Regions from separate parts of the Homo sapiens genome. Here all the other regions are linked to region 1. Evidence: chromatin loops called from intact Hi-C (ENCODE). Cell type or tissue: heart right ventricle. All regions are shown on one strand.

What was found. Peaks named below come from ENCODE experiments on the same cell type or tissue, not always from the same donor. Only the 100,000 strongest peaks of a DNase experiment are listed, where the experiment ranks them.
Region 2: it touches region 1 in a loop (2.4-fold over the local background); 18 of 110 quality-filtered maps call a loop at or near these places.
Region 3: a loop joins it to region 1, with 2.3 times the contacts of the local background. A loop is called at or near these places in 2 of 110 quality-filtered maps.

What each region holds. Positions count from the first base shown.
Region 1 is chr5:42,585,348-42,587,847 of GRCh38, reverse strand. All of the region lies in intron 2 of GHR (growth hormone receptor), which reads right to left. Among named protein-coding and RNA genes, the nearest start is that of GHR, 160 kb to the right of the region's middle. In heart right ventricle, no CTCF peak of the experiment used is centred here; a DNase peak (open chromatin) is centred at 1,067; H3K4me3 peaks cover 1,268 bases; H3K27ac peaks cover 1,793 bases.
Region 2 is chr5:42,513,450-42,515,949 of GRCh38, reverse strand. The region is part of intron 1 of GHR (growth hormone receptor); the gene reads right to left. Among named protein-coding and RNA genes, the nearest start is that of GHR, 91 kb to the right of the region's middle. In heart right ventricle, a CTCF peak has its summit at 994 (motif pointing left); no DNase peak of the experiment used is centred here.
Region 3 is chr5:42,495,985-42,498,484 of GRCh38, reverse strand. All of the region lies in intron 1 of GHR (growth hormone receptor), which reads right to left. Among named protein-coding and RNA genes, the nearest start is that of GHR, 74 kb to the right of the region's middle. In heart right ventricle, no CTCF peak of the experiment used is centred here; no DNase peak of the experiment used is centred here.

The DNA.
Region 1 (2,500 bases):
GAAGACAAGGTGATGGTGGACAGGGAACACGGTTCAGCTCCGGGGAGGGCATATGGTCCCATTTCTCTAAGCTTCTTACCTTGTTTTCACTTAGTTTGTGGTCTCCCTGTGCCAGGGTAAGAGTTTGTGGGAGGAATAAGTCAAGTCTCTGTTTCTTAAAAAAACAAAAAAAAAACAAAAAAAACCCCAAATCTTTCCCCAAGTTCACATTCCGATACGAAAGAGAAGGGAGCAAAACCTTTGCCAGTAAACAGAAAGATCAGGCAGTTATATTTGTGCAGGACTCCCAGGGAAGAAGGAGGTGGAGTTTAGACTAGCGATAAGTTCATAGCTTCCAGCCTCGGGGTGGCTTTCCCTGACCCTCTGGTCTTGGGAGTTCTGGACCAAAATTTATCCTTTCTGGCTTTAACAAGGGAAAAGCAAATCAAAACCAAAAAGAGAAAGGGGAAAAGAAAACCTCCCAAGTTACCAATCTTCTGTTTACTTTATTCCTTGTCTTTTAGCCCATCTATCCCTCTGAGATGGTTGCTTTGTTTGGAGGAAAAGAAAACTATTTCAATAAGATCCCTAAGTATTTCAGTTTCTGCAGTATCCTAGCCTTATACTGTCCTCAGAAAAGCATAATGCCTTCATGGGGCTTCTTTATTGCTTTTGCTTTGTTTTTGTTCACTTGTTTGTCCTGACTGTAGACACATGTTTTTAAATTTATTTCATATAATAGAGATCCTGTTTAAAAATGCTTGCTGCCAAACTTACAAATGTCTTGATAAGAAAAAATAAGCCCAGCTGTAGTTAATTTTATTCAGTGAGTTTTTTTTTTTTTTCAGTGTGTATTACTTTTGGGTTCAGTATTAAAAATGGTGAGACTGACCTCAAATATTGAACAACTCTCAACAGCTCAATATTTTGACCCTCTATCCCCTTTCCCTTTTCATGTTATTTATAAACCATTTCTCCAACAAATTTATCTGCTATACCCAGTGCCACGTGCTCAGGCTTTTTTTAGTCCTAAATTCTGCACCTTCATTTGGCTTTGGCTGTAGTCCCAGCCCTCTGGCTCAGACGTAATTCACGGCCTGGCAAGAAGGGCCCTTTGAGGTCAGTGGGGCCTTGGTGAGGGTGGGGGAAGAGCAGAGGTCTGGAAAGACACCCAAAAGCACTGAAGTCCCGAGGCTTCACTCTGCTTTTGGATTTTGACATACATTTTGCTTTCATGCAAGTCACCTGTACAAAATTGAGCAGCTAAGAGCAACAATTAATTAAATAAGACAAGTAGGTTTTGCAGATTAAACTTCTCTCCTAAAAGCATACATGATAGTCCCTTAATCTAGATCCCTAAATCCAACTGTCCTATCTTATCATCGAGCCAATTTCCATCTTCCAGAAGAATTACCCATGCAAAGAGAATAATCCATTACAAAGTTAAAACCCATTTATTGAGAAAAAAGCTTTTTCTTGCCATAAAGCCCATTACTGTTGGATACAGTCATGTTAGCTGAAAAGTGTACTTTACCCAAAAGCTTGGCACCCCCTGAAGTATGCACATTTTCTTTTCTTCTAAATATTTTTAGTGACAATTCTTAAGTTGGGAGGAAGAAAAATAGGAGTCAGGGATAGATTGGGAGGCAAGCATAGTGGGGTTAGAGAAGGAGAGGAGGAGGAGGAGGAGGAAAGGAAAACATATATCTGAATCCCACCAAACTGAATGTCTTCTGGGTTCTCTTTCTTTAGTTTTATAACAATAATAGCTTACATATATTAAACATTTGTGTGCCATAGTTTTGGACTTTCTTTATATGTATTAACTTATTTAATCCTCACAATAATTCTGTGTGTTAGACACTATAGTTATCTCCTTTTACATATGAAGAAACTGAGGCACAGAGAAGGGAAGCAACTTCTCTGAGGTCACAAAACTAATCCAGGTAGAGCCAGGATTCAAATCCAGTCTATTTTCTTAACTGCCTTCAGCTTTATGCCTTCATGCTATCCAGCCACCTATAATAGTTGCCAGGTTAGTAATGTTAGCTTAGATATTCTTCCCCTTCTCAATCTTACTAGCTCCTTTTTTTTTTCTAAGTTTCTTATAAGCATTACCTTTGTACATGTACTGAGTATTTTATGCATCTTAAAATAAAAATATTCCTTGGAATCCTGAAACTTCAAGGGGGTTAAAATTTGGGAGATTAAGTTTTCTTTAAAAATTTTTGATTCAAAACAAGTAATCTATGACAAAAATAACAAACTTTAAAAAACGTGCAGCAAAAAGTGTGTGGCTGTACTTCTTAAATCCTGCTCATCAGTGCTTAGCTGCAGAAAGAAAACACAGGAGGTTTTTTGGAACATTCCAGGTGTGGAGATTGGATAGCAGCTGGCTGCCTGGAGCTCAGCCTTTAGCTATCTAGTCAGACATGCCCTACATCCTAAAACTCAAATTCACACACATAAAATAAGATGTCATTATTTACACAGGACTATTTGTTTTATAAAAGGCTTAATC
Region 2 (2,500 bases), 72 kb after region 1:
GGAATAGTTTTCAGTGGGCTTATTCTTAGATTTAAACCAAACAACTTGATGGAGCAAATGTTAAAATACTAGCTCCTACAAGATCAACATACCTAAGGAACTAATTTCATAGGCTGCGATAAAACTGAAGAAATGGAAAGGTTGCTACTGCCCTCCTTCCACCAAGGCCTTTACACCTCTATTTTATTCTTCCTGGTTATGAAGGTTGGACCACCCACTAAATTTTCTCCAGCTAAATAAACAGCTACAGCTGAGAACAGTGCAAAGTCCTTGGCTTTCTGCTTTTATATCCACCCAGTGTTAATTCAAGAATGATTTTCAGCGGGTTATAGACTAAATCCAACAGAATAAAATTGGGATCTTAATTAAGAATTACCACTAAATGCATGAAATCATTAGGTTAGCCCTCAGCCTGCCTGTGTCGACCATTACTCTTCTTTCCTCTAGAACAACACCTTGGTGCCTAGAAGCCAAGACTATGTGGATGACATAGAACATAATGGCATTAATCCCATCTGTGGAAAAAGAAAATGCAGGAGCTTATAAAGCAGATTCCATTGGTAAATTGACTGTGTTTAACGACAGGAAGAGAGTATATTGGGAGATGAAAAAGGAAAAACATGTTAACAACAATTGTAAATAGTAGCTGTCTTCATGAAAGAGACACTAGCCTAAGCCAAAATAAACTACAAGGAAAAGAAAATCCTGCTGTTACCAACCAGTAAGGCAAAGCTGCTTTCTGGATTTGCAATCACTTTTCTTTAGTCATTCTTTGGTTTTCTGGAAGGGACCAGGTTTCTATGGAACTCTGATGAGCTCTGGGGAACAGCAGCAGCTAAGGTATATTTAGCAAACATACACTAAGAGTCTACTATGCTCAAGACACTGCATTTTGGTTAAGCCTGCATCATGCTTTATAGTCTTGTAGCTTAAGTACCCTTTGCAAATTCAGTCTGTGCTCCTGATAAAAGGTGACTGCCCTCTCCTGGCCACCTTTCATGAGACTGTTTACTTTCAGATCTTATTAATAGTTGTCACCATCACCTGTCGCCCATCACTCTTCCTCATCTGAGATGCCAAAAACTGCCAGGGAAATGCAGTGTGTGATCAGTTCTTAAAGGTACAATTATGTGTGAGACTAAACACAGGAAAACGTGCATACATAGTTCTCTTAGCAATGAAATGGGGGACCTTCCACTGACCTTCACACAATCTTTTCTTTCTATCCTCCTCTCACCCTGCAATGACTACAGACCCCCACTAATGTCCCCACTGTGGCAGAATTCCAAGCACAGGCCTGGGCATTACCTTATCAGAGCTCCCCATCTAGTCACTGTCTTTGCCTCCGATCTTTCTTAGGCCCTGCCCCAATTGTCCACATCTATTTCTCAACCCCAGCATCTGGTTCTGCTGAATTACCCATTTATATTGGTTATAGGGTATCCCAATATCTCTGAATAGCTTCTTTTTTTTTTTAAATCTAGAACCATTTATGCATATGGTCATAGATAGCTGGGAGTTTGAATAGCCCCAGATATAAGTAACTTTTCAAAGGTCATAAATTATAATAGGACAGAAGAGAGACCTGGTTATCAGAGGAGCAAGGCTGGAGATCTCAACAAGGGGTGAAGTGTGAATTTATCTTCCCAATATGGACTCCCTGGGTCTGCCAATCCAAAGAGGTGACCTTGGTCATGGAAGATTTGCAGAACAAATCTTGCCTGTGGACTTGCACCCAGAAGGCACTTGTAGGTAGTCAATGCAGAATCCAAAAATTACTTGTAAGATGCGCCCAGTGAATTCAGCAAATGTTTTATTTTAGCCATTTGTCTTCAAGGTCAGTTCTGGTTAAAGAAGTTGCTCATTTTAACTAGAAGAAAAAATAAATTCTGGGTGAAGCAAGCTTTGTTTTATTTTTCTTTTCCAGTAAGTAATAAAATCATTTTTTCAAAGACCTTCAGGATAGAAAAGATTTTTTATATTTAACCCATTAATGTTTGCAGTCATTTTTATATTTAACCCATTAATGTTTGCAGTCAACTAATCCCTAGAAATAAGAACAAAGAAGGGAAGACAGGAAGGTAACACACATGAGCTAACATCACAGATAATCCTCAGACCTCTTTATTTGAGTTTTAACCTCACCCTGCTGAAGCTTTTTTTTTTTGAGACGGAGTTTTGCTTTTGTTGCCCAGACTGGAGTGCAATGGCGCGATCTTGGCTCACCACAACCTCCGCCTCCCGAGTTCAAGCGATTCTCCTGCCTCAGCATCCCGAGTAGCTGGGATTACAGGCATGCACCACCACGCCTGGCTAATTTTGTATTTTCAGTAGCGACAAGGTTTCTCCATGTTGGTCAGGCTGGGCTGGAACTCCTCAGGTGATCGGCCCACCTCGGCCTCCCAAAGTGCTGGGATTACAGACGTACAGTACCGCGCCTGGCCCCTGCTAAGCCTTTTATCAGAGCTGCTAAGAAATAACCAATGTGACATATTTAAGC
Region 3 (2,500 bases), 89 kb after region 1:
GTTTTCCAAAGTATATTACCTCCCTTGTAGGGTTTTTATGGGGAGTTAAATGAGATAATGTGGGTAGAATTGCCTCATAATTACTAATATAAAGTAGTCAATCCAGTCAACAAATAAATCATCCCTTTCTCCCTTTTACCCTTCCAATCAGATCTCCAGACTCAAGGGAGAATTAAGCCAGACTTATTTGCTGCTAGCTAGCACTTTCAAAGCAGGCTTCTGTCTAAAGTGCTTTTTGACTTGGTGTCAACTGGTACAGACCTGAACTGAGTAAACAAGGCTCTAGGCATATGAAAGAGATTCCCTTTAAGCTGAGCAGCAGGAACCCAAGGTAAGTAGCACAGTTGGGCCATGCCAGCCTGAGGCACAGAGAAGGTGTGGCCTTCACTAGAGAGAATCTAAGAATATCTGAGATAAAGTAATTATCAGGATGTATCCAAATGCTCTTCTAACGCAAAATATTAACCCACTTCCAACCTCCCCCTTGGCAAAATTATGGCAAAATGGAAAAGTGAAGAGGAAAAGCAATCCATTGATTGTATGACTTCAGGGCCTGAAGATACTGACAGAGAGAGAAGGCCTGCCATTCCTTCCCCAACCTACAAGCACCCACATTATTCTGATACCTATAGAAATGCAAATCACCTGTAAACAGGTGACTCTTTTCCAATGTTTTCCATTCTTTAAGAAAATTGCAGAATTCTACAATATCCCTTTCATAGCCAGCAGTTCTTTGGCATTGTATGTATCTGACGACTTTCTCTTCTTCAAAGTAGAGATCAGCAAACTTTTTCTGTAAAGAGTCAGATAGTAAATATTCTAGGTTTTGAGGTGAAGGTACATAAGGTCTGTGTTTCAACTACTAAACAATGCCCTTGTAGTGAGAAAGGAGCCATAGGTGATATGTAAATGAATGGGTATGGCAGTGTTCCAATTAAATGGCATCTCCAAAAACAGGTGGCCTGTAGTTTGGCAATCCTTGCTTAAAAGGACATTGAAACTATGCAAAACTGAACAAGAAACACTTGGTAATAGATAATACTGTCACCAATAATCATTGCCATGAAACAGCCAGAGAGCTTAAAGTCAAAACCAACAGAGAGAAAGGGATGAAATGGGAAAGAGAGGCATTCGTGTAACATTAGAAACCATTAGAAAGAGTACTATCATGTAGCGCTTAAGACTCAAAAGTTCCAGGATTAATGTAAACTGTGACAAGCAAGGAAAGTCAAAGAATGCAACCATATTTCACAAAAAGGTTAAGATAAATAAGTTTAAGTGAATAGCACACTCTGTGGGCCACAGCATGGTGGCTCCATGTGAAGGCTAAAGTAACTTAGGAATGAATGGGAAACAAGGATAAGAATTTCAGTCTTTGACTCTTTAAGCAGAAAAATAGGACACCAGGCAGATATGAGATAAGGACTTGGGGCTGTAGCAGAACTTAAGGCCCAAACAGATGTCCTGCAAACATGGAAGGCCCCTCACTCCTGGCCCCAAGAGCACTGAATACTGGTGTAAGTGCTTTGCTTTCTCTTATTCACATGCAAAGTGTTCCTCTTCTGCAAATAACTTGCATGTGACCCAACAGAGTGTCTAGTTCCAGCCTTGTGAAAGATTTGTTTTGAAATTTTACCATTCTGCCCTGGGTTTTTGCAAGACAAAGAAATGAGGTAAAATTCATTAAGGTAGGAAGAAACCACACTGATTTAAACGGAGTGTGAAAAGTAAATGCCCTACACTGGGATCATGTTTCAACTAAGGGGATAAATTACAGATGAGAGTAAATGGATTTTCTGTCAGAATATACCCTACTCTGGCATGGGTACCAGTTGTCTTGAAGACAATCTGTCCTTTAACAGCTATAACAAGTATTCTGTGGGACAAGACGTACCTGACACTTATAAACGTCATAAGCCAAACAATGATGCCCCAACTTTCAGAAATCAGGCTCCCACAACACAGTGCCTGGATTTTCATCCAGCATCCCAAGATCAAGCACATCTCTCTATGGATCTTCATCTTGATATAGATGCACATGCTATATCCAGCCTTAAACTTTCTTGTGTTTTATCACTAACGCTGCACCAAGATTTAAAAAAAAAAATTGCTCCAATTTGCTAAACCTTCTCCTAAGAGAGAACAAGTCATGGGAAATGATGAAGAAGCCTAGTACACTGAATTGGTTGACAATACTTTTGACCTTAATTTGCAGTGATTGTTCACCCAATCAGGAGGAACCAATTCTCTCTGCTTTGAATGCCTAAGTACTATTGTGCTTATGCTGTTGCTTCCAACATAAAGTGTCTCTTCACAAACTAGAGAGGTTCCCAATTGCATCGCCTCAACTGGTCTTGACAGGAGAAGAGATGAATCACAGGAGCAGTCTGGCACCGTCTCAATTTGTAATACTTTTTACCAAGGGCTAAATCACAGCCAGGCAGATGCCAGGAGTGTTTAATTTTCTTCTTCTCCTTCTTGTTAACAAAAGGAGAGGTGT